Linked DNA regions of Homo sapiens: region 1 is linked to region 2. A link is an interaction called in ENCODE POLR2A ChIA-PET data of the cell type or tissue named here. Cell type or tissue: Panc1. All regions are shown on one strand. Each heading gives the region's core, and the rest is flanking DNA. Links, peaks and the distances in the headings are about the cores only.

Evidence for each region. Peaks named below come from ENCODE experiments on the same cell type or tissue, not always from the same donor. Only the 100,000 strongest peaks of a DNase experiment are listed, where the experiment ranks them.
Region 1: POLR2A ChIA-PET joins it to region 2 with 6 read pairs; 2 of 35 experiments call an interaction of 5 or more read pairs at or near these places.

What each region holds. Positions count from the first base shown.
Region 1 is chr3:126,218,909-126,224,301 of GRCh38, forward strand. The region is part of intron 1 of LOC124909426 (a long non-coding RNA gene); the gene reads left to right. Among named protein-coding and RNA genes, the nearest start is that of ALDH1L1, 41 kb to the left of the region's middle. In Panc1, for the core only: no CTCF peak of the experiment used is centred there; no DNase peak of the experiment used is centred there; H3K27me3 peaks cover 695 bases.
Region 2 is chr3:126,281,633-126,287,025 of GRCh38, forward strand. The region is part of intron 2 of LOC107986124 (a long non-coding RNA gene); the gene reads left to right. Among named protein-coding and RNA genes, the nearest start is that of KLF15, 73 kb to the right of the region's middle. In Panc1, for the core only: no CTCF peak of the experiment used is centred there; a DNase peak (open chromatin) is centred at 2,899.

The DNA of each region.
Region 1 (5,393 bases), core at 65-5,064, 63 kb before region 2:
TATTATTATTGGCTGGAGTCTGTGTTAAATTGGTTGTAAAACCTTTTCAATTTTATGTCTTCTGTGGAAAACCAATAAAACACAAAGGAAGTCACTAAGAGATGAAAGAAGGGACAAAAAAGTTACAAGATCCATAAAACAACTAAAATATCAAGTCCTTCCCTATAAATAATTACTTTAAATGTAAACAAATTAAACTCCACAAACAAAATATACAGATTGGGTTGGGCGCAGCATATCATACCTGTAACATCAGCATGTAGGGAGGTCAAGGCAGGAACATTGCTTTAGCCCAGGAGTTTGAGACCAGCCCTGGTAACATAGTGAGACTGCCATTACTATAAAAATTTTTAAAAATTAGCCAGGTGTGGTGGTGCACACTTGTAGTCACAGCTACTGGGGAGGCTAGGTGTGAGGATTGCTTGAGCCTGGGAGATTCAGGCTGCAGTGAGCCACAGTCTCACCACTGCACTCCATCCTGGGCAACAGTTGATCAAGACCCTGTCTCAAAAAAAAAAATAGATTTGCTAAATGTATTCAAAAACAGGATACAATTATATGCTGTCTACAAGAAACTCACTTTAGATCTGAAAATATAATAGCCTAAAAATGAAAGGATAGAAAAAAGATTTCATACAAATGGTAATCAAAAGACAACAGGAATTGCTACACCAATATCTGGCAAAAGAGACTTTAAATCAAAAACTGTTACAGGAGACAAAAAAAGATATTGTATAATGGTAAAAGGGTCAATTTACCAAAAATACATAATAACAAAAAATATTTAGGTACCAAACCAGAGAGCTCCTAAACATATAAAGCAAACTAACAGAACTGAAGGGAGATAGACAGAAACACAATAATAGTAGGAGACTTCCATACCTCACATTCAATAATGGATAGAATAACTAAGCAGAAGATCAATAATGAGATAGAAGACTGAAACATTTTACACCAATTGGACCTAACGGACATACAGAGAAGATTCCACCCAACAACAGCAGAGTACACAATCTTCTCAAGTGTTCAGGGAACATTTTCCAGGAAAGGCAACATATAAGGTCACAAAATAACTCTTAACAAATTCAAAAAGGTTGAAATTACACAAAATATCCTTTTTCGATCACAAGGAAATTAAACTAGAAATCAATAGCACAAGGAAAATTGGAAACTCCACAAACGTGTAAATAAATTAACACAGTCTTGAACAGCCGATAGGTCAAAGAAGAGGTCACAGTGGAAATTAGAAAATACCTTGGGACAAGTGAAAATGAAAACACAACATACCAAAACTTATGGGCTACAGCAATAGCAGTGCTAAGAGGGAAGTTGATAGCAATACATGCCTTATATTAAAAAGAAGAAATATCTCAAATAAACAACCTAACTTTACATCTCAAGAAAGCAGAAAAAGAACAACTAAAGCTAAAGCTAAGAGAAGAAAGGAAATAAAGATTATAGCATAAATGATTAAAATAGAGAATAGAAGTGAAATCAATGAAACCAGATTCGGTTTCAAAAAAAAAAAATCAACAAAATGGACAACCCCTTAGTTAAATTAAGAAAGAAAGAGACGTGACTCAACTAACTAAAATCGGAAGTCACAGAAAGGACATTACAACTGATGCCACAGAAATAAAAAGGATTATAAGAGAATACTAAGAACAATTATATTTCCACAAACTTGATAACCTAAAGAAATGAACACATTCCTAGAAACACACAACCTACCAAGACTGAACCATGAAGAAACGAAAAGTCTGAACAGACCAATAACAAGCACGGAAATTGAATCAGTAATCAAATACCTTCCAACAAAGAAAAGTCCAGGACCAGATGGCTTCACTGGAGAATTCTACAGAATATTTAAAAATAATTAACACCAATCCTCCTGAAACTATTCCAAAAAATTAAAGAGGAGGGAATACTTAGGTTACTTTACAGGTCAGCATAACCCTGATACCAAATCCAGACAAAGACACTGCAAGAAAAGAAAACTGTGTTTTTTGGCTGCATAAATGTCTTCTTTTGAGAAGTGTCTGTTCATGTCCTTTGCCCACTTTTTGATGGAGTTGTTTGTTTTTTTCTTGTAAATTTGTTTGAGTTCATTGTAGATTCTGGATATTAGCTCTTTGTCGATGAGTAGGTTGCAAAAATTTTCTCCCATTTTGTAGGTTGCCTGTTTACTCTGATGGTAGTTTCTTTTGCTGTGCAGAGGCTCTTTAGTTTAATTAGATCCCATTTGTCAATTTTGTCTTTTGTTGCCATTGCTTTTGGTGTTTTAGACATGAAGTCCTTGCCCATGCCTATGTCCTGAATGGTAATGCCTAGGTTTTCTTCTAGGGTTTTTATGGTTTTAGGTCTAACATTTAAATCTTTAATCCATCTTGAATTAATTTTTCTATAAGGTGTAAGGAAGGGATCCAGCTTTCTACATATGGCTAGCCAGTTTTCCCAGCACCATTTATTAAATAGGGAATCCTTTCCCCATTTCTTGTTTTTCTCAGGTTTGTCAAAGATCAGATAGTTGTAGATATGCGGCGGTATTTCTGAGGGCTCTATTCTGTTCCATTGATCTATATCTCTGTTTTGGTACCAGTACCATGCTGTTTTGGTTACTCTAGCCTTGTAGTATAGTTTGAAGTCAGGTAGCGCAGGAAAAAATGCTCACCATCACTGGCCATCAGAGAAATGCAAATCAAAACCACAATGAGATACCATCTCACACCAGTTAGAATGGCAATCATTAAAAAGTCAGGAAACAACAGGTGCTGGAGAGGATGTGGAGAAATAGGAACACTTTTACACATTGGTGGGACTGTAAACTAGTTCAACCATTGTGTGGCGATTCCTCAGGGATCTAGAACTAGAAATACCATTTTACCCAGCCATCCCATTACTGGGTATATACCCAAAGGACTATAAATCATGCTGCTATAAAGACACATGCACACGTATGTTTATTGCGGCTCTATTCACAATAGCAAAGACTTGGAACCAACCCAAATGTCCAACAATGATAGACTGGATTAAGAAAATGTGGCACATATACACCATGGAATACTATGCAGCCATAAAAAATGATGAGTTCATGTCCTTTGTAGGGACATGGATGAAATTGGAAATCATCATTCTCAGTAAACTATCACAAGAACAAAAAACCAAACACCGCATATTCTCACTCATAGGTGGGAATTGAACAATGAGAACACATAGACACAGGAAGGGGAACATCACACTCTGGGGACTGTTGTGGGGTGGGGGGAGGGGGGAGGGATAGCATTAGGAGATATACCTAATGCTAAATGACGAGTTAATGGGGCAGCACACCAGCATGGCACATGTATACATATGTAACTAACCTGCACATTGTGCACATGTACCCTAAAACTTAAAGTATAATAATAAAAAAAAATAAAAAATATAAAAAAAAAGAAAAGAAAACTGCTGACCAATGTCCTTGATGAATGTAGATGCCAAAATCCTCAGCAAAATACTGGCAAACAATATTCAAAGCACATTAAGATTATACACCATGACCTAAATAAAGTGGAATTTATTCCTAGAATGCAAGGATGATTTAACTTATGAAAACGAATCAAAGTTATAACACATTAACAGAATGAAGAACAAAAGCCACATGATCATTTCAATTGTTGCAGAAAAAACGTTTAACAAGAGTCAACATCCCTTCATGATAAAAACACTCCACAATATAGGAATAGAAGTAAATCACCTCAACATACTAAAGGCAGTTTATACAAGCCCATAGCTAACATCATACTCAACAGTGAAAAACTGAAAGCTTTCCCTCTAAGATCAGGAATGAGGCAAGGATCTCCCCTCTCACTACTTCTATTAAATATGGCATTGGAAGTCCTGGCCAGAGCAATTGGATAGTAAAAATATATAAAGGGCATCCAATTGAAAAGGAAGAAATAAAATTATCTCTGCTCACGGATGGCATGTTTTTTTATGTAGAAAACCCAGAAGCTTTCACACACAGAAAAACTATTAGAATTAATAGACAAATTCAGCAAGGTTGCAGGATTTTAAATCAGCAAACAAAAATCTTGCATTTCTATACAGCAATAGTGAACAACTTGAAAAAGGAAATTAAAAAAAATCCTATTTACAACAGCATTGAAAGAATGACATATTTAGTAATAAATCTACTCTAAAGAAGGAGAAAGACTTGTACACTAAAAACTGTAAAATATTGCTGGAAGAAATTAAGGAAGACTAAATACATAGAAAGATAGTTTGTGTTCTTAAGTTGGAAGACAATATTGTTAAGATATCTGTACTACCCAAAGTGATCTACAGATTCAATGCAACCCTTATCAAAATCCCAAAGGCATTGTTTGCAGAAATAGAAAAAGTCATTCTAAAATTAATGTGAAATCTCAAGAGATTCCAAATAGCTGAAACAATATTTTAAAAGAAGAACAAAGCTGGACTCACAAGCCCTGATATTCCTGATGTTAAAACATACTGCAAAGCTCCAGTAATCAAAACTGTGTGTTATCAACATAAAAACAGACAAATAGACCAATGGAATAGAAGAGAGGACCCCAAATGAACACTCGTGTATGGTCAAATGAACTTCAGCAAGGGTACTAAGATCATTCAATGGAGAAGGGAAAGTATTTTCAAGAAATCACATTAAGGAAAAAAACTGGATATCCACCTGCAAAATAATAAATTTGGACCCTTATAGCATATACAAAAATTAAGGTAAAATGGATTAAAGATGTAATACCTAAAACTATAAAACTAGAGTAAACTACAGGGGAAAATCTTCATGACATTGTACTTGGCATGATTTCTTGGATAATGACACCACAAGTACAGGCAACAAAAGCAAAAATAGGCAAATGGGACTGTGTTAAACTTTGCAAATGTTTATCGAAGGATAAGATCAACAGAGTGAACAGGCAAATCATATATCTGATAAGGGGTTAATAGCCAGAATTTACAAAAGAACTGTTATAACTCAACAACAAGAAATCAACCAGGTTTAAAAATGATCAAAAGACTTGAATAGATATTTCTCCTAACATTATTTACCAATGGCCAAGAAACAAATGAAAAGATGGCAACATCTCTAATCATCAGAGAAATTCAAATAAAAATCACATTGAGCTATCACCTCATACTCATTACAATGACTACTATTTAAAGAAAAAAGAAAAAAAAGAACAAATTGGAAACGATGTGGAGGACCTCATGTGCAGTGTTAGTAGGAATATAAAATGGTGCAGCCATTGTGGAAAACAATACAACAGTTCCTCAAAAAATTAAAAATAGAATTACCATATGATGCAGCAATTCCACTTCTGTTTAAATGCCCAAATGAACTGGAAGCAGTCCCCCAAAGAGATATTTGCACA
Region 2 (5,393 bases), core at 80-5,079:
AAGTTTCTTATCAAATATATGATTTGCAAATATTTTCACCCATTCTGTGGGATTTTTTTTCACTTTCTTGAGAGTGTCCTTTGAGGCAGAAAGGTTTTCGATTTAGATGAAGTATAATGTATCTATTTTTCCTCTTGTTGTTCATGCTGTTGGTGTCTTATTTTAAAATCTATTGCCAAATACAAAGTCATGAAGATTTACCCTGTGTTTTCTCTTCAGAGTTTTAGGTTTGGGACTCACATTTAGGTCTTTGATCCATTTTGAGTCAATTTTTGTATATGGCAAGATGTAAGTGTTCAAGTACATTCTTTTGCATTAGGGTATTCCATTGTTTCAGCATCATTTGTTAAAGAGATTATTCCTTCCCTGTTGAATGTACCTGGCACCCTTATTAAAAATTAGTTAACCATAGACACATGGGGTTTATTTCTGGACTTTCAATTCTATTCTGTTGAATCTTACGCTGGTACCACATGGTCTTGATTACTGTAGGTTTGTAGTAAGTTTTGAAGCTAGGAAATGCAAGCCTTCCAACTTCATTCTTCTTTTTCAAAATCTTCTTGCCATTTTGGGTCACTTGAGTTTCCACATTAATTTTTAGATCCATTTGTCAAAATCTATAAAGAATCTAGGGATTGACTTGAATCTGTAGAACAATTTGGAGAGTATTGCCATCTTATACCATATGCGATCCATGAACATGGGATGTCCTTCCATTTTTAAGTTCTTCAATTTTTTTCAACCAAGCTTTGTAGTTTTCTGAGTATAAGTTTTACACATTACATTGTGATATTGTGATATACATATATAAATATATTTATATATATATATATATATATATATAGTTTTTGTCCTATTTCCTGACATACAACTCCTAAAACCCTCAGAATCTCCAGCGTGATAAGGATGTCTTTTGTATGCTAATGAGATGACTGGTGGATAGCAGCCCCTAAGTAGTTTGAAGATGTGGGGGTGATCACAGGAAAAACATGGGCATGATTAGAGGGTTGGGACTTTTCAGCCCCACCCCCAACCTCCAAAGAGGGGAGAGAAGCTGAAGGTTAAGTTGATCAACAGTGACCAACAATTTAATCAACCATGTCTATGTAATGAAGCTTCTATTAAAAATGTAGAAAGACTGGGTTCAGGGAGCTTCTAGATAGCTAAACATATGGAGGTTCCTGGAGGGTGTCATGCCTGGAGAGGGCATGAAACTGCCGCACACCTTTCCACATACCTCACTCTACATATACTTCATTTGGCTGTTCATCTGTGTTCTTTTTAATGTCCTTTATACTAAACCAGCAAATGTGGGAAAGTGCTTCCCTGAGTTCTGGTGAGCCATCCTAGCAAATTAATTGACCCCAAGGAGGGAGGTCATGGCAATCCTGGTTTGTAGTCAGGGTTCCAGGTATCTGAATTGGAGGTAGTTTTGTGGGGCTGAGCCCTCTATCTGTGGAATCTAACACTATCTCTAGGTAAACAGAGTCAGAATTTAATTGAATTAGAGAACGTCTAACTGGTGCCCACTAGAGAATCTGGCCGAAATTTGCTTGGTGGATTGGTAGGGAGAAATCCTTATATATTTGTTCACAGAAGAATTCTGTGTTGTATTGTAAGAGTACAGTGGGGGAAAATGATAATGTTTTTTCAATACCCTTACACACTTCTTTTTGTTTATTTGTAAGCATTTTATTCCTTTAGATGCTATTACAAATTGAATTGTTTTCATTATTTTATTTTCAGATTGTTCATTGCAAGCATATAGAAATACAACTAAGTTTTGTACAGTCATGCATCACTTAAACGCAGGGATACATTCTGAGAAATGTGATGTTAGGTGATTTTGTCATTGTGTGAACACCTTAGAGTGTACTTACACAAATCTGAATGATTTAGCCTACTACACATCTAAACTATATGGTACAATATAGCCTATTGCTCCTAGGCTACAAACCCATACTGCATGTTACTATACTGAAAACTGTAGGTGATTGTAACACAATGGTATTTGTGTATGTAAACATAACTAAACATAGAAAAGGGGCAGTAAAAATATATTACAACGGATAAGATATGGTACCCCTGTATAAGGCACTTACCATCAATGGAGCTACCAGGACTGGAAGTTGCTCTGGGCAAGTCAGTGAGTGAGTGGTGAGTGGATGTGAAGGCCTCGGGCACTACTGTGCACTACTGTAGACTTTATGAGCACTGTACATTCAAGTTACACTAAATTCATTTTTAAAATATTTAAAATATTTAAATATGTAAAATAAAAATATTTAAAATATTAAATATGTAAAATAAAAATATTTAAAATATTTAAATATGTAAAATAAAAATATTTAAAATATTTAAATATTTAAAATAAAAATATTTAAAATATTTAAATATTTAAAATAAAAATATTTAAAATATTTAAATATTTAAAATAAAAATATTTAAAATAAAAAAATTAAATATTTAAATATTTTAAATAAATTAAACTTACCTATCTTTTTTAATGTATAAACTTAATTTTCTTTTAACTTTTTAACTTATAATAACACAGACTAAAACACAAATACATTGTTCAGCTGTATAAAAATATTGTCTATTATTCTATAAGTATTTTTCTATTTTAAAATGATTTTATTTTCTTTTTACTATTTAAACTTTTTTGTTAAAAATGAAGAACACGCACACACATTAGCCTAAGCTAACACAGGGCCAAGATCATCAACATCACCATCTTCCACCTCCACATTCTGTCCCACTGGAAGGTGTTCAGCTTTATGACACATAGAGCTGTCATTTCCTGTGTGATGACAGTGTCTTCTTCTGGATACCTCCTGAAGGACTTGTCTGAGACTGTTTTACAGCAGCTATTTTTTTTTAAATAAGTAGAAGGAGTACATGCTAAAAACCACAATTAAAATAGAATATAGTAAATAAAGCAGTAGCATAATCGTTTATTATCATTATCAAACACTATGTTCTGTACATAACTGTGTGTGCTGGACTTTGAAATGACTGGAAGCACGGCAGGTTTGTTTTCGCCAGCATCACCATAGGCAGGTGAGTAATGCATTGTGCTACTACATTACGACAGCTACGACGTCACTAGGCAGTAGGAATTTTTCAGCTCCACTATAATCTTATGGGACCCTCATCGTATATGCGATCCATTGTTAACCAAATGTTTTTGTGTGGCACATTACTGTATATTCATTTATCTTGTATCCTGCAAACTTGCTGAACTCTTTTATTAGTTCTAATAGTTTTTTAGTGGATTTCTTAGAATTTCCTACATACAAGTTATGTGATCTGTGAATAAAGATAGCATTACTTCTTCCTTTCCAATCTGGATGCTTCTTATTTATTTTTCTTCACTTACTGCCCTGACTAGAATCACATTTATGTTTCAGTTTATTTCTAAGTTTTTGTTGCTATGAGAGATAGAATATACCCCTTTATATCTTATGATTATTTCTATTATATGGAAAATCTGTTTAATTTACTGAACATTTCTTGATTCTAATAGTTTTTATATTATTTTCTTAAATTTGAGGAGTTAAAATTATACTTGTAAAAATGGTTCTTATCTATATTATTAATATTTACAGCTTAAATAATTTTCTAGACTCATTTCATTGTCTAGGATCTCAAATACAATATGAAATAGTGACAGATGAGGCAGGAATCTTTATTTTATTCCCAAAAGGATGTGTTTCCTTTGAATAATAGTCCATTGCTACACATTATTGAGCTCTTATTATATGCTAGGAGCTTTGCATACATTAATATTAAATCCTCCTTATGACTGTGAAGTGGGTTCCATTGTGAGCCACAGTTTCAGATGAGGAAGCAAAGGTACAAAGTTTAGGTTAAGTAAGTTGCCCACAGTTACGCATCTGGGTGCAGAGCTGGGATTTGAATACAGAACTGAGTACGTCACTCTTGCATGTGACTCTGGCTTACCCCCTGTAATTCAGAGACCTGAAGCCAGGGTCCAGACATGTCTAAGAGGGCCACCAAAAGGCTTCAAGCAGCCCCATGAGCCCCTTGAAAATCTGTACAAAATTTTCAATGCATGTCCACAAATTTATTTTTGTGTGTATAACATCCAGGTTCCCCACTGGATTTTCAAAGGCATTTAATACCACTCAAGTCTTTCCCTGAAAGTATAGTGATGCCTGTTGGGTTCTGGTAAAATTCCTTTTGTTTCATTAAGGATATTTTATTCCTAACCAGCAAAAGCTTTTTATACTAAATATGGTATTACATTATGAAATACTTATTCAGAACCTTTTGAGGCGCTAATCTCTTGCTTTGCCTAATAATCTAATGACCAGCAGTAATGGATCTTGCAAGAATGATCCATGTCTACAATCCCTGGACAAGCCTTGTTTTGTTTTATTGTCCTGGTGGATTCTTCATATTCTATATGAACTCAAAAATATCTGAGTTAGGACTCAATCAATTTAGAAAAAGTTTATTTTGCCAAGGTTAAGAACACACACCTGTGACACAGCCTCAGGAGGTCTTGATGATAAGTAAACTTAAAGGGGGAGGTGGAGGCTTCCAGGTCACAGGTAGGTTTTTTTGTTTTGTTTTGTTTTGTTTTGTTTTGTTTTGTTTTTGACAGAATCTCGCACTGTCACCCGGAGTGGAGTGCAGTGGCATGATGTTGGCTCACTGCAACCTCCACCTACTGGGTTCAAGCAATTCTCCTGCCCCAGCCTCCCAAGTAGCTGGGATTACAGGCGCCCCCACATCATGCCCAGCTAATTTTTTGTATTTTTAGTAGAGATGGGGTTTCACCACGTTGGCCAGGCTAGTCTTGAACTCCTGACCTTGTGATTTGCCCGCCTCAGCCTCCCAAAGTGTTGGGATTGCAGGTGTGAGCCACCACACCCAGTCATAGGTAGTTTAAGAATTTTCTGACTGCTAATTGCTTGAAAGAGTTATTTCCAATAGAAAGGAATGTCTGGGTTACTATAAGAGGTTGTGGAGACCTAGGTTTTATGACACAGATGAAGCCTCCAAGTAGCAGCCTTCAGAGAGAATTGGTAAATATTTCTCATCAGACACTAAGGTCTATGTTGATGTTAACATTGGTCACCTTTTCCTGAATTCCAAAAGAGAGGCAGGTATAAAGAGGCATGTCCCACCACCCCTCTTCCCATCATGGCCTAAACAAGTTTTTCAGGTTAACTTTGGAATACCTTTGGCCAAGAGGAGGGTTCCATTCAGATGGTTGGGGGGAGCCTTAGAATTTAATTTTTGGTTTACATTTGCTTTGCTATGATTCTGAGACTTGCACCTAAGTGAGATTTCTTTTCCAGTGTTTTTTTTATATCTTGAGTTAATTTTAGTACTTGACATTTATTTTATTTTTTTAAGAGTCG